2 separate regions of the Homo sapiens genome follow, and region 1 is linked to region 2. A link is a loop called in an ENCODE intact Hi-C map of the cell type or tissue named here. Cell type or tissue: PC-3. All regions are shown on one strand. Each heading gives the region's core, and the rest is flanking DNA. Links, peaks and the distances in the headings are about the cores only. Region 1 holds the start of LNCARGI (lncRNA antiviral response interferon signaling inducer). Region 2 has its middle 24 kb from the start of UBAC2-AS1.

Region 1 (10,486 bases), core at 1-8,000, 260 kb after region 2:
AGGTTCTAAATGGAGCACAAGTGGACCCTCGAGCGACCTGAGAATACAACCCAGAGGGCTCATGAACTGACATGGGAAAACAATGACATCTGTTTTCACTCACCTCTGGTTGAAACTGAGCAGTTCCTTGTATTATGAACATAGGTGGCAACCACTTAGTGTTAGCCAGCAGAAATAACGGGAAGTTTCATTCCACACTTTCGTTGTTGCCAGTATCTCAAAATGTTATTCAGGCTCATTGCTATTTCAAAATCCCATGGTCAGAGACCCATCCTCCCGGGTATCAGAAAGCATGGGAGCCCTGACCCTGACGGCCACCAGGCTGCAGGCAGAGGGGCATGGCCCACTTGGACCTGAGGGTGTGTCATTCAATCCAGCAAACATTCATTGAGCACATTCTCTGTGCTGGCCACCAGGTCCAAAGATGAACAAGGCCGAGACCCCGCCAGGAGGAACTCAGGGAATGCGACAGGCACAGATGAGCAAGACAATAGTGACAACGCAGCATGATTCATGCTGAGAGTGCCGGGGAGGGCGGGAGGCCAGGCAGGGTTTCTCACGGGAAGTCACATTTGAACTGGCTTTCTCACACTTGTGAAAGTGCGCCCAAGGACGCAGGACTTTCCTGAACCAGAAAAATCCCTGCTCGCGAGTGTGCACATCTCCGCTTAGAGTGCAGAGGAGCAAACAGCAGAAACTTCCCCCGGCTGTGGAGCCGAAACAGGAAACCACCCAGGAGCCCTGTGCAGAAGCGGCCGGGGATTCCCAGTTCCCCAGGACCCAGTGGGCGTTTTCACAGGAAGCCTCTCTGGGTGAAGCCCCTGCTGTACCCGTCCCGCTAGGGATGGAGGCTCCATGAGGTCACAGGTTGTTTTCTGTTTCGTTGGCTAATGAATCTCAAGCATCTATGCCTGGCACGGATTTGCTTTCTACAAATATGTGTTAAATGAATGAAGAAACACAACTGGATCCTTCCAAAATTGACAGGGGCCCAGCACAGTGTCTCATACCTGTAATCCCAGGACTTTGGGAGGCCGAGGCAGGAGGACTGCTTGAGGCCAGGAGTTTGAGACCAGCCTGGACATTGTATTGAGACCCTGTCTTGACAAAGAAATTGTTTTTAATTAGCTGGGCATGGTGATGCACATCTGTAGTCCCAGCTACTCTGGAGGCTGAAGTAGGAGGATCACCTGAGCCCAGAAGCGCAAGGCTGTAGTGAGCAGTGATTGCACCACTGCACTCTAGCCTGGGCAATAGAGTGAGACCCTGTCTAATTTTTTAAAAAATGCTGGGGGCAGCTGGATAAGGCAGGCCGTGGCTCTGTCTCTGTGTGTGGCACTTGTATCTCCAAATCGCCATGGTGCCCTGCATGTAGGTGACCTAGGAAGACACCTCCTCCAGGTCCAGCAGATGTGGAACTGTTTCATGCCATTGAGCAGGTGGAGTGCTGTTGAGGTATGGCTTACTCTGCCCTCTCCCGGGACCACAGGGTGCGCTCTCGCGGGGGTCTGGAGAATCCTAGCAGGTGTCTGAGCTGCCTGGATTAGGGATCTCTTTCCTCAGAGTGTGATCTGAGCTGGAAGGATGGGTTCCAGGCTAGTGGGGGAGGGCTGGGACTATCTTCTCTGGGAGCCTCCATCTTTGGCTCACAGTGGGTGGGCACAGGCACCTCACAAGGCCTGACAGAGGCCAGTCCCCGATCAGTGTAGGGAGAGCAGAGCATTGGAAACCATTGACCAACTTCACCTCCATCACTTCCAGCGAAGTCAGGGGCATACTGCACCCCCACATATTTGTAGGTTGAAGTCCTAACCTCCAGTACCTCAGAATGGGACTGTATTTGGAGACAGGATCTTTAAAGAGGTGATTATGATTAAAAAAGGTCCCATGACTCGTGTCCCTACAAGAAGAGGTGATTAGAACACAGACGCACACAGAGGGAAGACCACGTGAAGCCCCTGGTGGAAGACACTGTGGAGAGGCTCAGGGGAAAGCAGCCCTGCCCGCACCTTGAACCAGGTCCTCCCAGCTTCCAGACGGCGAGGAAATACATTTCTGTCGTCAGAGGCCCCAAGTCTGCTACGGTGGCCTGAGTCTGTTACTGCAGCCCTGAGTCTGTTACAGCGGCCCCGGAGACCCGGCCGAGTCTTCTCACTCAATGAACTTCTTCAATGGGCTCCTCAAGGTGACACCCACATTGTCACCACAAAGAAGAAATAAACAGAGCTGCCCTCCAGAGTCATAGGTCAGAAAGGCCTCGTGACTCAGGAGTGGGTTATCTGGGTGACCTTACTGCTCACTCAGTAAGAAAAACAGCCTTTCAGGCCTGCACTTCCCAGCAGCATAGCCTGCTCCTTCCTGGCTGATGTCAGAGGGCCCGAGTTCCGATAAGCCGCTGTTTGCTAACGTAGGTCTACACAGGTATAACCGCGGGCCCTGAGTCAGGTGAAAGGCCTGATGTCTGCGGGAAGCTTAGTGGGTTTTTATGTGAAAAAAGAAAAGTCTTACGCCATTGGCTGTCTTTCAGCAGGGCTGTTAGAAACGCACCTGGCTCAACAGCACCAAGAGGATGATGAAAGTAAGTCCAGTCTGGGAGTTCCGTGAGGGATTGGCAGCCAGTCTTCACATTTTAAATACATTTTACTTATTAACTGGAAATGCCTTGGGGAACTCTGGCAAGCATGCAGGGACCCCATTCTCTCCACCCCTCTCAGCTCACTGTTTCTTCATTGCTGGGCCTGTCTCTGCCTCCAGCTGGGCTCCACTTTTTTTATTTTTATTTTTATTTTTATTTTGAGACAGGGTCTCAATCTGTTGCCCAGGCTGGAGTGCAGTGGCAGGACCATGGTTCACTGCAGCCTCAACCTCCTGGGCTCAAGCCCAGCTCAGTCACTGGGACAACAGGTGCGCGCCACCATGTGGGCTCCAGTTTAACACGTCCAAACCTCCCTGTACCTTTGGGAAAGTCCAGGCAATTTCTTGGTTTCCCAAATAAGAGTCACTGACGGCCAAAACTCCTTTATCCTTCCCATTGGGGCATTTCCCCTACCATGGTCCACACTGCCTGCCTGACATTGTTAATGAATCCTTCGTGGGCCTAAGCCTGGCAGAGCAGGGCAGGTAGGGATTCCGGAGGTGCAGGTTTTGCTCTTACCTGGCAGAGTAGCTTCCCATTCTGGGCTTCAGTTTGCTCCTCTGCAGGATGAGGATCATAATAACAGCTCCTCAGAGGTCCTTTGTGAATATTAAGGGAGTCACATGTGTATAAACTGTGTCTGGGGTACAATAAATGCTAAAGGTCCCTTCCCTTCCATCCCTTTCCTCCCCCTTGATGGCAGGACTGTGGCTCCGCCTCCTGTCTCCCCTCCTCACCAAGCGCAGTGCTATGCACACACTGAGATCTGAATACAAACGTGCTGATGAATGGATTCCCTGACCTCAGCATGCACCCCATCGTGTATCACTCACCTGTATCTGCCTCAGCTGGGACTGGCTTTGATGAATGTGAATCTTTAAACTATAATAATTCATGCTCTTGTAGAAAGCATGGCACATGTTTGCAAACACAAAGAAGAAAATAAATATAGTCAAGACCACAGAGTCTGTGTTCCTCAACTGCCTTGAGCTCTCCATGATAATTGTCCCAGAGCATTTTAGAGTAACCGCTTGGCTTCTCAAGGCTCCAAGAAAAAGAATTTCTTTATAGCAGAGCTACATTTAATAGCTTTTTATCTTACAACAGATGAAGTACCTGTATATACCAGGTCCTGTCTCACACTTCTGCCCTGTGAACAATAAAAATCTCCTCCTGCACCAGAAACACTATTGTGAAAGCTGCCTGGATACTTCGGCCTCTCAGCTGACAATGAGTACCTTTTAACCCAGGTTGATAATTCAGAGAAAAGAATTTCTCAAGGCTGGGTGCGGTGACTCACACCTGTAATCCCACACTTTGGGAGGCTGAGGCAGGAGGATCACTGGAGCCCAGGAATTCAAGACCAGTCTGGGCTACAAAACTAGACCTTGTCTCTACTAAATAAATAAATTAGCCAGGCTTAGTGGCATGTGACTGTAGTCCCTGCTACTCAGGAGGCTGCGGTGGAAAGATTGCTTGGGCCCAGGAGGTTGAGGCTGCAGTGAGCTGTGATCACGCCACTGCACTCCAGCCTGGGCGACAGAATGAGACTGTCTCAATAAATAAATAAGTAAATAAAGTATTTTGGTCCTGAGAATATCTGCTTCTCTGTGCAATTTTTCTTCATCGTGTTTATGCTGTGCACTCCACTCTGAAATATACTAAATACCTAGAATATATTATATGGGCATATGTACATATGATGTGTGTCTGTATATATGCATGTATGTACCCACAGGTGCTTGCATGCACACATGTGTGCACACACACACAGACACACACAAACATGCACACTCACACACAGACACACACAAACACACACAGAGCCACGCACAGACACACAAACACACAGACACACAGTCACACGCACACACATAGATACACACATAGACACACACACACACACACACAGACCCACAGACACACGCACACACACACAGAGCTTCACTCAGAGCCCAGCAGATATGCAATAAATTACAGCTATTTTTATTATTGATGCTTCCGATGACAGTCTGGACTTTAGAACCCTGTTCCTGGGGCTCCAGGAAGGCGGACCCCAAGACGCCTAGGAGCGCCGCCTGCTGCGGACGCAAAACCTGCGCCCCCCAGCGGACGCTCTGGGTTCTTGCTCATAAAATAAATCAAACTCGTGCCTGCGCCTCCTTGTGGTGGGAAGGGAGCATGACGCGGTGACTGGCCCGGGCGCTGACAGTTTCCTTGCTGTGATGTCAGCCCCCGCCGCAGATGTGGTTACCCCCACGCTTTCTGCTGGCTGACTGGTATTCATGAGCATAATATAACATTAGCTATATAGCGGGCGCTGTGCTAAGGAAGCCCTTTCCAAACCCCATCTCATGAAATATTTATGACAACGCTATTGTGTAACTATTGTTAGCATTGCCATGTAAAGAGCAGAGAGCCACAGCTCAGAGAGGTTGAGTTGCCGGTCCAGAGTCACGCAGCACAGAGGAAATGGGTATAGGACTTAACCCCAGGCCAGGCCCACTCTCTGAGCCACTTACCCTCTGCACGAGTACCACCAGGTATGGTTAGAGTGGCCTGTCTTAAACGCAAGATCCATGCAGGCCCCTTTGAAAGAAAATACTTTCTTGTGAATTAAAAAAAATAAAAATAAAAAAATAAAAGGAGACTTCAGTTTGAGAAACTGCATTAAAAATAAAACCCTGCAAGGGCAGGAGATCGGCAGGCACATCCCACCATCAACACAACACGGGCCTGACCCTGCAAGCATCGTGCTTCCCTAGAACGCACCATCCAGTTGGTCCAAAAAAAGACCTACTCATTTTTTAAGATTATCATGGACTTGAAAACATCACCAAATTTAATTCCCGAAGGACATGTGACAAGGCACCACCTTCCTCCCTCCACTCTGCCAAGCATTTTTAATGGGCCTTGGTGTAATAAACCCTAGTCTAGAATATGGGAAAAGAATAAAGTCATAGGTGTCACTTTGTCCAGTTAATAGTGATCATAATCACACTTCTGGTTGGCTAGTCCTTTAATCTTCCATTTATAAAAATTCCCTTAATATCCACATGCAGAAGAATGAAATGCCTCTTATCTCACACCATATACAAAAATCAACTCAAAATGGATTAAAGACTGAAACATAAGACCTGGAAGCTGTAAAAGTACTAGAAGAAAATATAGGGGGAAATCTTTATGATGTTAGTCTGGGCAATGATTTCTTGGATATAACCCCAAAAGCACAGGAAACAACAGTGGAAATAGATAAACAAAACTGCATCCAATTAAAAGGCTTCTGTGGAGGAAAGGAAACAACAGAGAGAAGAGATAGCCTACAGAATAGGAAAAAATATTGTAAACCCATGCATCTGATAAGGGGTTAACATCCAAAATATATTCGGAACCCAAACAACTCAATAGTAAGAAAAGAAATAATATGATTTGAAAAATGGGCCAAGGACCTGAATAAACATTTATCAAAAGAAAGCATACAAATGGCCAACAGGTCTATGAAAAATTGTTCAACATCACTAATCATTAGAGCAATGCAAATTAAAGCCACAGGGAGCACCACCTCACACCTGTTAGAAAGGCTATTACCAAAGAGATGAAAGATGTGTTGGTGAGGATGTGGACAAAAAGGGAACCCTTGCACACTCTTGGTGGAAACGTAAATTTGTACAGCCATAATGGAAAGCAGTATGGAGGTTCCCAAAAAATGAAAAATAGAATGGATATGATCTGGCAATCTCACTACTAGGTATATATCCAAGGACAACAAAATCAGTATCTTGAAAAGATACCTGCATTCCCATATTTATTGCAGATACTTGTTGCCCTCTTCCAAGGGCTCTAGGGGAGGATCCTTCCTGACCTCCTCCAGCTAAGCTTGTGGCCACGTGGGCTTGTCACTCTGACCTCTACCTCATCTTCACATCACCTTCTCCTCTGTGTGTCCTCACATCTTCCTCTGCCTCTCTCTTAAAACAACTCTTGTGATGACATCCAGGGCTTATCTGGCAATAAGACGGGACGCTCTCCTCATCCAAAGGTCCTTAGTCACATCTGCAAAGACCTTTTCCCGAAATAAGGCCACATTTACAGGATCCATGGACTATGATGTGGACTTACCTTTGGGGAGCCATTTTTCAGCCTACCACGTGTGGGACGCAACAGACAAGCTGCGCTCGCTTGAGCTGAGACTTGTTGGAGCTGTTCACCCTCCCCAGGGCTGGAATCAGAGGTGAGGCTGACAGCACGAGGACAAGAGGCTTTTGACAGGACAAAGTGGGACAGAACTGTGCACCTTTGGCCAAAACAGCAGAACTGGCATGATAACCATGCAAGCAAGTCTCTGCAATGTGAAGGACTGCGCAAATGTTCCTACTCAAGTGCACCTACTCAAGTGTGGCACTGGCTTGATTCATTTCTGCAGGAGAGAGCCAGTTACCACTTACCAGTTCTGTCCAGGGAGGCATAATTAAGATAACCTGGGATTGACAGCTGCTACAGCTTCTTCTACACGGGTTTGCTTTTCACTCACCTTTGACGTTACTGGAATAATTGCAGCAGGTGCCTGCCTGGTCGTCAAATCTTGTCCCCAAAGGGCAAATCTGCCCGTGCTCCATCGTATCGGGGACATCAGTGGCTCCCAGTGCCCACCGTCCTTCTACAGTGCTACAGGGTAGCGCTTCTTTACACTGGCAACCCCTTAGTTTCTTAGTCCCCTGCTTATGGGAAGTGGGGATTTGAAGACACGAGGGGCAGAAAGACAGACTTTCATAGCATCGTAACACACTGCTGTTGAAAGTCAGTGAATATTAGACAGAGGAGGGTTTATGGTGCGAGATTCTCCACTCTGGGACACCGGAAGCTCTGAAGACTTCGGACCAGAGCAGCCCTTCCGTGATGGTGCTGGATCGACCCCTGTTCTGTGCTGGCTACGTAACCACTGGCTGAATGGATAAATGTATCAAAGACAAGCTAGTAACAGCATTCGTAATTCAAAAGTACTACCAAATTGTGATCAGCTTACTGCATATGGTTATGCATTGATGTCGTCCAAAATTCGGAAGGTGCAGAAGGATGCACGCCCCTCCCCCAGGTCTTGGTAGTGGCAACCAGTGTCACCAGCATCACGTGTATCCTCGCAGGATATCTTCTGCATCTATGAGCAAAAACGTGCACGCACCGCTGCTTTTTTCATTCTTGATAGCTTAGAAATCATTCCGTAGGAGGGAGGGGCATTCAGGATGCTACCCCAAAACATGTACCTTGGCATAGTGAATATTTTAAGCTGAAGGAATTTGAGAACTGGTAAGTAGAGAAAGGGTTCCCTGACTTTCCCCTGAAGCAGGTCAGGAGACCCTCATGTGAGAGGGAGACAGGGGGACCCCAGGAACAATCTGAATGCACAGACCTTGCTAACTTTCCCCCAGTTTACTACTCTTAGCTCATACCTTTTCTGTCCTACCACATTTTTCTATGACTCAGCATTCTATCAAATCAAGGCTAGAAACACTCAGGTTTAAGCATTTCTTCAGGTCCCTATTTCCTTATGAAGGCTCCCATGTCAGGTAACATTTAAATAAATTTGTATTCTTTTCTCTTGTTCATCTGTCTTTTGTTACAAGGGCCCCAGCTGAGAACCTAGAAGGGTAGAAGGAACATATTTTTCCCCCACCTACAGTAGTGTTTTAAAGGAATTCCTTTATTCTTTTTTTCTTTTACAGTTGCCTATTGTTTCACTGTATAGCTGTGCTATGTGGACATTTTGTTTCCAGCCTTTTGCAAGCCAAAGAGCAATTAATTACCTTTTCAAAATAATATTCATTCATGCAAGGGTATCTGCAACAAAAAGAAGTGGATTTTCAAAAGGTTTCAAAAGGTATGTGTATTTGCAATTTTGATAAATATTGCCAGAATGACTGCCAAAGAGGTTATACCAATTTACACCCTCCCCCTGCAAGAAATAAGAGTTGCCAACAGAGTATATTATCAAATGTTTTAATCTTTGCCAATCTAATAGATAAAAATGACATGAGTATAATTTTAATTTGTACTTTTCTTATGAGTAAGATTGCACATCTCTTTATATGTTTAAGACCCTTTTGTACCTTGTATCTGTGAGTAGGTAGGTCATTTCCTTTGACCATTTTGTTGTTGTTCTTTTTTTCTTATTGGTTTGTATCTAGAGCTCCTTATCTACTAGGGAAATTAAGCCTTTGCTGGAATATTTGTAGAATGAAGTAGAAATTACACAATGTTTAAGCATTTAAAATGTTTCTTCTCTCATTTTGTGTATAGTTAATTGTAATAGCATAATTGATTATGCAAGGTCGTTTTCTTATTTATTTCTGGAGATTAGATCAATCCATTGATTTTAAATGTGGTACACTTTCCCAAGTTTCATTTTTGCATGAGTTAAATCTTTTTGTGGTGCTTAACTTGCGTTCTCTGAGATTTTATTAATATTTTGGCTCATGCTGTTTCCACCACCTGACATATGTCCTGATGGGACCCATCCTCCCAGCATCCTAAACCCAAACCAAGCCCCCCGGCCTTCCTAAAACGTGCCCCACTGCTCCCATCCACACAGTCTCTCCCTTCTCTGGGCCTCTGGAGGGATGAAACACTGAAATTCATGCCACAAAGTCTCACACTGCTGGGTAGTGTTCTTGGTTGTTTTGCATGTATAAATCTCATCCTACTTTGACAGAAAACTTCTACCAAGAAAGGAAGCGCATCTTTCATGTCTTCACATTCCTTGAGATTCTCCTGGGGACAGAGTATGAACATGAGAAATACTTATTAACTTAAAATAACTTCTAGAGGATCTTAATCTATGCTCCAGGGATACAATTCAGGGTGTCCTGAATTATATTATTATATTACATTTTTGTGATATTAATTTATATGCTATTACTGCTGGTGTCCTCATAAGAAGAGAGAGACACAGAGTGAAGACGGCCATAGAAAGACGGAGGCAGAGATTGGAGGGTTGCCGCCACAAGCCAAGGAATGCCTGGGGCCGCCGCAAGCTGGAAGAGGCAAGAAAGCCTCCTCTTCTGCAGGCTGCAGAGGAAGCATGGTCCTGCTGACATGTTGTACTTAGACTTCCAGCCTCCAGAACGGTCAGACCATACACTTCTATTATGTTAAGCCACCTAGTTTGTGGAACTTTTTAGGCAACCCTAGGGAACCCACAGACACACTGAGTATAAGTTTATCACCAATAGAAATCACGGATGTTTTCATGCAAGATTATGGTTGCTGCAGATATCTGCAAATGTTGTTTAAGCTCATCACTACTTTGAAATTATAGTGGTTATTAGACCCAAAGCGAAATATTTTAACTTAATTGGGTAATAAATAACTTATAAATTTGTTTTTAAATATTTTGATATTTTCATAACTTTATTCAATATAATGATTTTCCTTATGATTCTCTTTATCTTATGCATTTTAAAGCATAATTCCGGGAGGAGGTCTGCAGGCTTCACCAGAATGCCAAAGGGGTTCCATTAAGTTCGGCCTGAGATGCAGTACTCCAACATATCCAGAAGAGGGCACTAGAGCACCTAGGCAAAGTTTCCCAGAAATTAACACTGATCATTTTACTGTATTTCCCTATATTGCAGATACAGAAATGTGCTTTAAATTCATATTGTCTTTAGAATATTATGTGATCAGAATATGGAAATACTTTCAGGCCTGCCTTCCTATTTGTTTGTTAACTTAAATTTTCCATACCATTTTTTCCTTATTTTTTTTTTATCGAGGTAAAATATACATACATAATTTACCGTCTTTACCACTTTTAAGTGTGCAATTCAGTGGTAATAAATACATTTATATCTTTTT
Region 2 (13,152 bases), core at 2,942-10,941:
GCTTTAAATGTGTCCCAGAGATTCTGGTATGCTGTGTCTTTGTTCTCATTGGTTTCAAAGAACACCTTTATTTCTGCCTTCATTTCGTTATTTACCCAGTAGTCATTCAGGAGCAAGTTGTTTAGTTTCCACGTAGTTGTGTGGTTTTGAGTGAGTTTCCTTTTTTTTTAGACAGAGACACTGTCCCCCAGGCTGGAGTGCAGTGGCGCGATCTCAGCTCACTGCAAGCTCTGCTTCCCGGGTTCACGCCGTTCTCCTGCTTCAGGCTCTCAAGTAGCTGGGACTACAGGTGCCTGCCACCACGCCCAGCTAATTTTTTTTTTTGTATTTTTAGTAGAGATGGGGTTTCACCATGTTAGCCAGGATGGTCTCGATCTCCTGACCTCATGATCCACTCGCCTTGGCCTCCCAAAGTGCTGGGATTATAGGCATGAGCCACCGCCCCTGGTTTGAGTGAGTTTCTTAATCCTGAGTTCTAATTTGATCACACTGTGGTCTGAGAGACAGTTTGTTGTGATTTCTGTTTCTTTACATTTGCTGAGGAGTGCTTTACTTCCAATTATGTGGTCAATTTTGGAATAAGTGTGATGTGGTGCTGAGAAGAATATATATTCTGTTGATTTGGGGTGGAGAGTTCTGTAGATATCTATTAGTCTGCTTGGTGCAGAGCTGAGTTCAAGTCCTGGATATCCTTGTTAACCTTCTCTCTCGTTGATCTGTCTAATATTGACAGTGGGGTGTTAAAGTCTCCCAATATTATTGTGTGGGAGTCTAAGTCTCTTTGTAGGTCTCTAAGGACTTGCTTTATGCATCTGGGTGCTCCTGTATTTGGTGCATACATATTTAGGAAAGTTAGCTCTTCTTGTTGAATTGATCCCTTTACCATTATGTAATGGCCTTCTTTGTCTCTTTTGATCTTTGTTGGTTTAAAGTCTGTTTTATCAGAGACTAGGATTGCAACCCCTGTTTTTTTTGGTTGTTTTTTTTTTTTTTTGCTTTCCATTTCCTTGGTAGATCTTCCTCTATCCCTTTCTTTTGAGCCTATGTGCATCTTTGCACGTGAGATGGGTCTCCTGAATACAGCACACTGATGGGTCTTGACTCTATCCAATTTGCCAGTCTGTGTCTTTTAATTGGGGCATTTAGCCCATTTACATTTAAGGTTAATATTGTTATGTGTGAATTTGATCCCGTCATTATGATGTTAGCTGGTTATTTTGCCCATTAATTGATGCAGTTTCTTCACAGCATTGATGGTCTTTACAATTTGGCTTTTTTTTTTTTTTTTTTTTTTTTTTTTTTGAGATGGAGTCTCACTCTGTTGCCTAGGCTGGGGAGCAGTGGCACAATCTCGGCTCACTGCAAGCTCCGCCTCCTGGGTTCACACCATTCTCCTGCCTCAGCCTCCCGAGTAGCTGGGACTACAGGCACCCGCCACCACGCCCGGCTAATTTTTTTGTATTTTTTAGTAGAGATGGGGTTTCACTGTGTTAGCCAGGATGGTCTCGATCTCCTGACCTCATGATCCACCTGCCTTGGCCTCCCAAAGTGCTGGGATTACAGGCATGAGCCACCACACCTGACCCCAATTTGGCATGTTTTTGCAGTGGCTGGTACTGGTTGTTTCTTTCCATGTTTAGTGCTTCCTTCAGGAGCTCTTGTTAAGGCAGGCCTGGTGGTGACAAAATCTCTCAGCATTTGCTTGTCTGTAAAGGATTTGGTTTCTCCTTCACTTATGAGGCTTAGTTTTGTGAGATATGACATTCTGGGTTGAAAATTCTTTTCTTTAAGAATGTTGAATAGTGGCCCCCATTCTCTTCTGGCTTGTAGGGTTTCTGCTGAGAGATCCGCTATTAGTCTGATGGACTTCCTTTGTGGGTAACTCAACCTTTCTCTCTGGCTGCCCTTAACATTTTTTCCTTCATTTGAACCTTGGTGAATCTGACAATTATGTGTCTTGGGGTTGCTCTTCTCGAGGAGTATCTTTGTGGTGTTCTCTGTATTTCCTGAATTTGAATGTTGGCTTGCTTTGCTAGCTTGGGGAAGTTCTGCTGGGTAATATCCTGAAGAGTGTTTTCCAACTTGGTTCCATTCTCCCCATCACTTTTAGGTACACCAGTCAAATGTAGATTTGGTCTTTTCACATAGTCCCATGTTTCTTGGAGGCTTTGTTCATTTCTTTTTACTCTTTTTTCTCTAACCTTGTCTTCTCGCTGTATTTCATTAATTTGATCTTCAATCCCTGTTACCCTTTCTTCCACTTGATCGAATCAGCTATTGAAGCTTGTGCATGCGTCATGAAGTTCTCGTGCCATGGTTTTCAGCTCCATCAGGTCATTTAAGGTCTTCTCTACACTGTTTATTCTAGTTAGTCATTCACCTAACCTTTTTTCAAGGTTTTTAGCCTCCTTGCGATGGGTTCAAACATACTCCTTTAGCTCAGAGAAGTTTGTTATTACCAACCTTCTAAAGCCTACTTCTGTCAAGTCGTCAAAGTCATTCTCCATCTGGCTTTGTTCCATTGCTAGCGAGGATCTGCAATCCTTTGGAGGAGAAGAGGCACTCCGATTTTTAGAATTTTCAGCTTTTCTGCTCTGGTTTCTCCCTATCTTTGTGGTTTTATCTACCTTTGGTCTTTGGTGTTGGTGACCTACACATGGGGTTTTGGTGTGGATGTCTTTTTTGTTAATGTTGATGCTATTGCTTTCTGTTTGTTAGTTTTTCTTCTAACAGTCAGGTCCCTCAGCTACAGGTCTATTGGAGTTTGCTGGAGGTCCACTCCAGACCCTGTTTGCCTGGGTATCACCAGTGGAGGCTGCAGAACAGCAAATATTTCAGAACAGCAAATATTGCTGCCTGATCCTTCTTCTGGAAGCTTCGTCCCAGAGGGGCACCCACCTGTCGGCTCCTACTGGGAGGTGTCTCCGAGTCAGGATACACGGGGGTCAGGGACCCACTTGAGGAGGCAGTCTGTCCGTTCTCAAACGCTGTGTTGGGGAGAACCACTGCTCTCTTCAGAGCTGTCAGACAGGGATGTTTAAGTCTACAGAAGTTGTCTACTGCCTTTTGTTCAGCTAAGCCCTGACCACAGAGGTGGAGTCTAGAGGCAGTAGGCCTTATTGAGCTGTGGTGGGCTGCACCCAGTTTGAGCTTCCCGGTCGCTTTGTTTACCTACTCAAGCCTCAGCAATGGCAGACGCCCTCCCCGAGCCAGGCTGCAACCTCGCTGTTCAATCTCAGACTGCCGCTCTAGCAGTGAGCAAGGCTCCATGGACGTGGGACCCGCCCAGCCAGGCACGGGAGAGAATCTCCTTGTCTGCCGGTTGCTAAGACCTTGGGAAATGCACAGTATTTGGGTGGGAGTGTCTCGTTTTTCCAGGTACAGTCTGTCACAGCTTCCCTTGGCTAGGAAAGGGAAATTCCCCGACCGCTTGCGCTTCCTGGGTGAGGCGACACACCGCCCTGCTTCAGCTCGCCCTCCGTGGGCTGTACCCACTGTCCAACCAGTCCCAGTGAGATGAACCAGGTACCTCAGTTGGAAATGCAGAAATCACCCATCTTCTGCGTCAATCACACTGGGAGCTCCAGACCGGAGCTGTTCCTATTTGGCCATCTTGGAAAGGATCTCAGGAATAATCCATTTTTTAATGGCTTGTGGGAACTTTTAAACCCTGATATAATCTGTGTAGCTGTCTCACTAGCCATCAAAAATCTGTCTTTTCTTTTTCGTGGGGACTTGGAGGTGATCAGCTGCTTCAAGATGAAGCTGATCTTCCCAGCCACAGGCTGCCAGGAGCTCATTGAAGTGGATGATGAACACGAACTTTGGACCAATTTTGAGAAGTGTATTCTGATGCTCTGGGTGAAAAGAACAGAAGGGTTATGTGGTCCAAGACAGTGAGGGGAACAACAAGCAAGTCTCCCCCAAGAAGCAAGATGTCCTGACCATGGCCGTGCCCATGTGCCATTGCGTAAGGGGCATTCTTGTTAGAGACCAAGGAGAACTGGAGAAAGGAGGCACAAGTCTGCTGGGTGTGGTGGCTCTTGCCTGTGATCCCAGCTACTAGGGAAACTGAGGTAAGAGGATTGCTTGAACCCAGGAGTTCAAGGCTGCAATGAGCTGTGATCACACTACTGCACTCTATCTTGGGTGACAGAGTGAGACCTTTTATCTTAAAAAAATTTTTAAAGAAAATTCAAGTCTGTTCTGGATTGCACTACGGATGCCAATCTGAGTGTTCTCAATTTAACTATCAGCTAAAAAGGAAAGAAGAATATTCCTGGACTGACTGATGCTACTGGGCCTCTATCCTGGGGCTCAGAACAGATAGCAGAATCCACAAACATTTCCATCTTCCTTAAGAAGATCATGAACACCAGTGTTTTGTGAGAAAGCCCCTAAACAAAGAAAGTAAGAGACCTGGGAGTAAAGCACCCAAGATTCAGTCTTGTTATTCCATGTGTCCAGCAACACAAATGTACGTCTATTGCTCTGAAAAAACAGCATATTTAGGAAAATAAGAGGTTGCAGAGCAGAACATGCTGAACTTTTGGTCAAGAGAATGCAGGAGGTCAAACAAATTGCCAAGAACAGATAGCCAAGAGACAGAGCTGTCCTCTTTGATAAATTCTACCTCCAAGTTTAAGTCTTGTCAAAACAAACAAACAAAAAAGAGATTTTTCTAAGAATAACAAACAATAAAATCACACATCAAGAAACAAAACAAACCCCAGCCTGCCTTATTCTTCAGGGCAAAGACTCCCAATTGCCTACCTAATATCCATTCTCTCCTTCTTCCTTTCTAAAAGAACCATGTTTTTGCTCAGGATCGCAAGGCTCCTGACAACTGCATTTCCCAATCGTGCATGTTGGGTTCAGCATGTGACTCAGTTCCAACCAATGAGGTGTGAGTAGAATCATTGGGTGCCACCCCAGGAAAGCTTCTTAAAAGGAGATCAGGGCAGTTGGCATGCCCCTTTCCTCCTCCCTGCCTGGAAGGGGTCCCAATGTCTGGGGGGCAGAAGCCATCTTGGATTCATGAGACCCAAGGCCACACCCCAGTGATGGCAGAGTGAAAGAGAGCAAGATCCTGAATTAGGTGGAGCTGTTGCATCAGCTCTGGGCTGCCTGCCTCCTGACTTGTATTTGGATGGACTATTGTGAGTTGAATTTTCTGTTAAGTGCACCTATTGCCAACCCACAAACCTGCCCTTTGGTTTTCATTATCTCTGCATGTCCCAATCATATCAATGGCTCCCATTGTGTGTTCATTGTATAGCAGGGGACTCAGCGCACCACACAACGTAATATATTGTTAAGACGCATTTATTGACTGTGTGATTCCCAGGTCAGGTTTTATGTTCCTCCTGATATGAGGCAGTGAGAAGTACAAACCATCACCTACAAAGTATATTTGATCTGAATCCAAACATGAAGCAACTATTATACGAATTCAGCATGGAGCGGGGGACAATCTAGTAAACTCACCTGAACCCCAAAAGTTCCATGTGACCAAAAAAACCCAAGAAGGTAGTAGTAAGGGGGTACTATTCTAGATTAAAAGAGGCTAAAGAAAAATAATTAATGAGTAATTAATACCTGGGTGACAAAAGAATCTGTACAACAAAATCCCATGACACAAGTTTACCTATACAATAAACCTACAGGCTGGGTGCAGTGGCTCACGCCTGTAATCCCAGCACTTTGGGAGCCCAAGGCAGATGGATAACGAGGTCAGGAGATCGAGACCATCCTGGCTAACATGGTGAAATCATGTCTCTATTAAAAATACGAAAAATTAGCTGGGCATGGTGGCACGTGCCTGTAAGTCCCAGCTACTCAGGAGGCTGAGGCAGGAGAATCACTTGAACCTGGGAGGTGGAGGTTGCAGTGAGCTGAGATCACACCACTGCACTGCAGCCTGGGCGACAGAGCCCGAATCTCTCTCAAAAAAAATTAAAACATAAAAAATAAAAAATAAACCTACACATGTAACCCTGAGAGACTGGAGGATCACCTGAGGGCAGGAGTTCAAGACCAGCTTCGCCAACATGGTGAAACCCTGTCTCTACTAATAATACAAAAACTAGCTGGGTGTGGTGGGTGCCTGTAGTCCCAGCTACTCAGGAGGCTGAGGCAGGAGCATCACTTGAATCCGGGAGGCAGAGGTTGCGGTGAGCCGAGATCACGCCATTGCACTCCAGCCTGGGTGACAAGAGTGAAACTCCATCTAAAAAAAAAAGAAAAGAAAAGAGAAGTTAAAATTTAAAAGGAAACATAACAATTAAACGCAATATGTGTACCTCAGATGGATCCTGCATCAAAAAACAAAAGCCATCAGTATCACCCAGGATACCCAGATTCACCTGCCAGAATCCCAGAGGCATCCACGGTGCCTGCATGGTGTGGAAAAGGCTCTTCTCAATGGATGCCTCCCCCATTCAGAATCCCACGCAGACCCCTCCGATCAAGGGAGAAACCTGGAGGGTAGTTGACTCCACAAAGTACTTTACATAGCTGGGCTATAGAAAGAAATCCGGAAGTCTCTTTACCATTCCAAGGATCTCCACAGCCACAGAAGCTTAAGAAGATTCTTAAATCTCCCAGGGTTGCTTCTGCGGGAATTGACGGACCATGGTAAGGAACACCTGGTAATCCTGCCACAAGCCTCTGAAGCCCGCAGGGGTGCTCCTGGCAGGTGAGAGTCTGGGGTGCCTCGCTGGGTGTGCAGCAAAACTCAGCACTGCTGCCACTTGTTGGAACACAGCCAGCGTGGAGCTAGGGCAAGAGAAAGGGGCATGCTTGTGGAACAGCAAACAGCGAATGCGAAGTTACCTCTCATGAGTGGAGACAGCTGGGTATCCCACCTGTGTAGAAACTGGATGTGAGACCATGCAAGGCTAGATGGTCCACTAGGGGGAGGTAGAGTCCCGCGGTGAAGGGCACGAGATCCCGGACGGAGAGCCCGGTTCTACCTCGGCTTCTGCACTTGGCAGGTGGGTGACCGGAGGCTGGACACAACCCCTCTGAGCTTCAGGTTTCTCATCGTAAAATGGAGGTGATAACAGGCTCTACAACACAGGTGTGCTGCGGATCACACACGTGCCTGGCATGCTGAACACACTCCATATTAGCTGTTATATTATCATCTGCTGGAATCAATTCTTTATTCCCGGGACCACCAGAGGGGCAGACCGTCCCTGTTCATATACACCTGTAGTGGGTGTGCAGCAGGGCCGACGAAGACAGTTGCACATCAGAACTCACTAAGCAAAGCCTGGAAAATGCTGCTCACCCAAGGTGGGAGGATGAAGGCATGTGACACATCAGGCTCAGGGCGCCCACCCATGTCCTCCAGCTCTAACCTCTGTCTAGTTTCTTTTCTTTCCTTTCCTTTTCCCTTTCCCTTTCCCCCTTCCCTTTTCTTTCTTTCTTTTTTTTTTTTTTTTTTTTTTTTGAGACTCTCGCTCTTTCACCCAGGCCGGACTGCAGTGGCGCGATCTCGGCTCACTGCAAGCTCTGCCTCCCGGGTTCACGCCATTCTCCTGCCTCAGGCCCCAGAGTAGCTGGGACTACAGGCGCCCGCCACCGCGCCCGGCTAGTTTTTTGTATTTTTAGTAGAGACGGGGTTTCACCGTGTTAACCAGGATGGTCTCGATCTCCTGACCTCGTGATCCGCCCGCCTCGGCCTCCCAAAGTGCTGGGATTACAGGCGTGAGCCACCGCGCCCGGCCTTTTCTTGCCTTTCTTTCCTTTTCTTTTCTCTTCTCTTCTTTTTTCTTTTTCTTTCTTTCTTTCTTTCTTTCTTTTTCTTTCTTTCTTTCTTTTCTTTTTCTCTTACTTCTTTCTTTCTTTCCTTCTTTCTTTTTTTTTTTTTTTTTTGAGATGGAGTCTCACTCTGTCACCCAGGCTGGAGTGCAGTGGCGCAATCTTGGCTCACTGCAATCTCTGCCTCCCAAGTTCAAGTGATTCTCCTGCCTCAGCCTCCTGAGTAGCTGGAACTACAGGCACGCACCACCATGCCCGACTAATTTTTTGTATTTTTAGTAGAGACAGGGTTTCACCATGTTGGCCAGGCTTGTCTCCGGACCTCAAGTGATCCACCTGCCTTGGCCTCCCGAAGTGCTGGGATTACAGGCATGAGCAACTGCAGCCAGCCTAGTTCCTTTCTAAAAATATGTGACTGTGGGCAAATCCACATCAGGTAAAACGTCCCGCCTTAGCCATTTCTCAGTGTGCAGTCACACGCATTCAATGCATTCACACTGTTGTGCAGCCACCACCACCACCATCCGCGGAACATTTTCCATCCTGCAGAACTGAAGCTCTGGACCCACCGAACAACAACTGCCCATTCCCTCCTCCTTCAGGCCTGGCAACCACCACTCTCCTTCCCCTCTCCAGGCATCTGCCTATTCTGGGCACCTCATATAAGTGGAATCACTCGGTATTTGTCCTTCTGAGACTGGCGTATTTCCCTTAGCAGATGATCTTCCAGGTTCTTCCATGTTAGAGCACAGGTCAGGATTTCCTTCCTTTTCAAGGCCAATATTCCATTGTATGTTTCTGCTGCATTTTGCTTATTTATTCATCTGTTGATAGACACTTGTAATCGTTGGTCAGTTCCTTTTGAACCAGGAGACCCATTAAGGATTTTCTGATATTTCTCCAATATGGCAAGGGCCTAGGAGAATACGAAATGATTTGCAGAAGGCAAAGGAAAGAAATTCAGCCAATATACAGACTCATGTGCCTGCACAGTCCCTAAATGTCACTCATACAGTGAGGGATGGCTTTGTGCGTTCCCCATGACAGTTACTAAGTTATTGCCTCTCACTCCAAACCCAGGCTTCTCTGCTTGGCTTTGTGATGTTGGGCTGAGACTCTGCAAACCACAAGTTGGGTTCTACCATTTTGGGGTGCTACAGGAAGCTGAGGAAGAAGGAGGGGCTCGTGACCTCCTTGCTGCTTGGGGCCCCTTTGAGCAATACCCCAGGGACACTCCACCCAGCAAATGCAGCTGCTTTCTGCAGCAGCAGCTGAATCCAGATGCCAGTGCTTGCAACACCAGCAGAGCCAGTTTCACCACTCCCAGCCCGCCACCAGCTGGCCAGCGCGTCCTTCTCAGAGGTCTGGTCCCAGTCCCCTGGGACCACTCCTCTAAGTTTCAAGGTTTTGTTTTTGTTTTTGTTTGAGACAGAGTCTCACTTTTTTTGCCCATGCTGGAGTGCAGTGGCATGATCTTGGCTCACTGCAACCTCCACCTCCCAGATTCAAGCGATTCTCCTGCCTCAGCCTCCCAGGTAGCTGGGATTAGAGGCATGCACCGCCACATCCTGCTAATTTTTGTATTTTTAGTAGAGATTAGGTATCACCATGTTGGCCAGGCTGGTCTCGAACTCCTGACCTCAAGTGATCCATCATCCCCCACCTCGGCCTCCCAGAGTGCTGGGATTACAGGCTGAGCCACCACACTTGGCCAAGTTTCAAGGTTTTAATCATTGGACCTGCTTCCCTCCGTTTGCCCAGCCTGAGAGGTGGTAGCTGCTTCCTCTGTGATATCTCAGACTTATTCCTTACACCTTCAGTTACCTGGTGAATATTATATGTAGTTAACAAGTCTTTGTATTTAGTTCTCTCTTTTCATATTACTGGTGTTTCTGCTGGTCCCCTGATGGAACCCTAACTGATGTAATCCTGCTATGGTCTGAATGTGTACCCCCGTATTCATGGGCTGGAAACTTAATCCCCAATGCAACAGTGTCGGGAGGTGGGGCATTTTGGGAAGTGTTTAGGTCACGTGGGCTCCACCCCCATGAATGGATTGATGCCTCTATGCAAAGGGCTTGTGGGAAGGGGTTCACTCTCTCCCACTCTTCTGCCAAGTGAGGACACAGCAAGAAAGCCCTCACCAGAAGCCAGTGCCTCTGTCTTGGGCCTCCCAGCCTCCCTAACAATGAGAAATGCATTTCTGATCTTTATAAATTACCCAGTCTCAGGTATCCTGTTTTATAGCAGCACAAAATGGGCTAAGACAGCCACCTAGCCACTATCTCAAACCTCTAATGCCCTTGCCAGGTCCTGGGTTTAGCCCCAGACCCCTCATTCTAGGAAGAATGAGCTGGTCTTTCGTTTCATCCAGAAAATTGAAGCTGTTATAGGTGACCTCAAACATCGTCCTACCCCCACCACAATCTACAAACATTTCTGCAGCCAATTTCCTTTTGGTCAGCCTCAGAGGATAAAACATTTTTTTCCTCTTCAATTCCAAAACTTCCACAGGTCCTTTTGACTCCACCCCATTCCCATGTCCTGTGGAGCCCAGCTCTGAGCTCTCTGAGCTCATATCCTATCCCAATTTTTTTTAGAGACAGGGTCTTGCTCAGTCACCCAGTCACCCAGGCTGGAGTGCAGTGGTGTGATCATGGCTCACTGCATTCTCCACCACCTGGGCTCAAGTGATCCTCCCACCTCAGCCTCCAGAGTAGCTGGGACCACAGGCACACACCACCATGCCCAGCTGATTTTTTTATTTTTTGTAGAAATGGGGGTTTCACCATGTTGCCCAGGCTTGTCTCAAACTCCTGGGCTCAAAGAGTCCACCCACCTTGGCCTCCCAAAGTGCTGGGATTACAGGCGTGAGCCACTGGGGCCAGCCCTCTCCCAATTCTTAACACGCTTCTCTCCGTCATTTCCAGGAGAAGTGACTAAGGGCAGGTCAAACCATTGGTGGATACTTCTCCCGCTCTGTCCTGCTAACTGTGTTCACACTTGTCCCATGCACATCCACCCATGAAAGCTCTGCAATCCTAGCATCTGGCTTCATGCCCCGCAGGAGGGAGGCAGGGAATTCCTATTCAGTGTGTGTCTGTTGAATGCCGAAGACATGCAGAGGAGTTACTCATGTGAACCTGGAACATCTGAGACAGGCCTCAGTTAATTTAGAAAGTTTATCTTGCCAAGGTTGAGGACACACCCATGACGCAGCCTCAGGAAGTCCTGAGGACATGTACCCAAGGTGGTCGGAGGACAGCTTAGTTTTATACATTTAGGGAGACATGAGACATCAATCAATATATGTAAGAAGTACATTGGTTTGGTCTGGAAAGGCGGGGCAACTTAAAGCAAAGGCAGGAAGACTCAGGTAACAGACAGGTGAGACACAAAGGGTTACATTCTTTAGAGTTTCTGATGAGCCTTTCCAAAGGAGGCAAATCAGATATGCATCTATCTCAGTGAGCAGAGGAGTGGCTTTGAATAGAATGGGAGGCAGGTTTGCCCTAAGCAGTTTCCAGCTTGAGTTTTCCTTAGTGATTTTAGGGGCCCAAGAGATTTTCCTTTCACATTTCTGACCTTTTTTTTTTTTTTTTTGAGATGGAGTCTTGTTCCATCGCCCAGGCTGGACTGAAGTGGCGTGATCTCAGCTCACTGCAACCTCCGCCTCTTGGGTTCAAGCAATTCTCTTGTCTCAGCCTCCCGAGTAGCTGGGACTACAGGTGCCCACCACCATGCCTGGCTAATTTTTGTATTTTTCATAGAGACGGGGTTTCACCATGTTGGTCAGGTTGGTCTTAAACTCCTGACCTCAGGTAATCCACCCACCTCGGCCTCCCAAAGTGCTGGGATTACAGGTGTGAGCCACTGTGCCTGCCCCCCACCACTTTTCTTTTGTAAAATCTGTCGGAGAAAGCATTTTGCAAAAAAATGAGTCTCTGGTCTCAGGCTTCATCTGATTTCTCATAGCTATGATGGTTTATTCCTAGATGGGTAAGTCCCAAAAGCTCATTTTTAGTAGGTTGTGAAGTCTCACATTCTGTGAAGAGAAAATAGCAGGGAGGAAGGGAGAAAAAACAACAACAAACAAAAGAACAATCCTAGAAAAATCGATATAAGCCACATTACTCTGAAGTCCATACATTAGTAGGCAGGTATGAAAGTGGCTTATGTACGTAAATAGGTTGCTGTTATTTTCTTCTGAAGTTCAAGTTGTCTGGCTTCAGTTTGCAGGGTTTTAAGAAAACACAGCTTAGTTTTCAGTGACTCTAAATTAGGAAAAATGGAAAAAAAGAAGGAAAAGAAATTGAAAACATTATTTTATGGACTTGTAGCCAAGAAAAATTAGAATTCAGTCTAAACTGTAGAAAATAATACAAATTGAAAAAAACATTAGGCAGACTAGAATCTAACAACAGGTCTACTGTAGTTTTGAAACATAATTATTCTCTCTCCAGTTTCCCATTTTTACTAAAGACAAAACATGGTGGGACTGGCTTGCTTTATTATACTTGGCCTAATTATTTGTATACAGTGCAGCAAGAATAATTATCTTTTACATAGGCTTTCAAATTGGCTTTGATGGAACTTTGTTCCATAGGAGGAATAGCAGATAAGACATTTTAAAAGCGAAGCCCAGCCATAGATTTGTGCCATCAAATATCTATGAGTTGGGTGAATTTCCCCTTCTCTTGAGGTCCCAACATAAACCTGGGGCTTCTGTGCCTGTCAGAAAGTGAATTCTGTACTTACACAGGTCAGAAAACCTGTACAGGGACTGTGTACACAAAATATGAGGCCAGTTTTTCCAAGGGCTTTATTAGCTCCACAAGTCGATTCCTTAAAGGAAAGCACACCATCCCAGTCAAAGCCTTAGTAAAATAACCAATTTCTCCAATTGTGTCCTATTGCAAAAGAAAACAGATTCTTATGGCACTTATGCAAATAACTATACTGCCATAAATTAAGAATACTCACAAATAGTTTCCAAATTCTGGAGAAACCAGGTAGAGAGAAACAAATATGCTCCCAATTCTGGTAACAGTATACTTTACTCAATTGTTAAAAGCTGTAAATAGCTTTAGTTTTCATAATTCTAAAAAACAAAACAAAGTATTAGCAATGTTTTAAGCAAAAAGGTCAAAAAGATTAGTTTTCTATTGGTTCAGTTAATTCAGTTAACTCCTGTTCTGTTTGATAGTCATAAACATTTCAGCTCTCCATGAGAGTTCTGAAAGTTTATTCCTTTATTCCAATGTCACAGTTTCCAAAGTTATCAGCAAAACTGCATTTAAGTGCACCTGTTAGAGTCCTATAACTGATTATAAACCCACCTTTTAAAGGGGTTTAAAACAAGATAAACAAGAGAATTGTCTGTGG

What was found. Peaks named below come from ENCODE experiments on the same cell type or tissue, not always from the same donor. Only the 100,000 strongest peaks of a DNase experiment are listed, where the experiment ranks them.
Region 1: it touches region 2 in a loop (16-fold over the local background); 105 of 110 quality-filtered maps call a loop at or near these places.

The regions. Positions count from the first base shown.
Region 1 is chr13:99,432,284-99,442,769 of GRCh38, forward strand. LNCARGI (lncRNA antiviral response interferon signaling inducer) reads right to left here and starts at 467. Exons shown (of 2, transcript NR_197585.1): 1 at 104-467. RefSeq lists enhancers at 107-1,306, 314-1,043, 4,670-4,819. In PC-3, for the core only: a CTCF peak has its summit at 4,763 (motif pointing left); DNase peaks (open chromatin) are centred at 518 and 4,808; H3K4me3 peaks cover 1,726 bases; H3K27ac peaks cover 1,426 bases.
Region 2 is chr13:99,169,835-99,182,986 of GRCh38, forward strand. It overlaps the pseudogene RPS6P23. Among named protein-coding and RNA genes, the nearest start is that of UBAC2-AS1, 24 kb to the right of the region's middle. RefSeq lists enhancers at 2,831-3,332, 7,152-7,241, 11,619-12,131. In PC-3, for the core only: CTCF peaks have their summits at 6,907 (motif pointing right) and 7,110; a DNase peak (open chromatin) is centred at 6,927; H3K4me3 peaks cover 883 bases.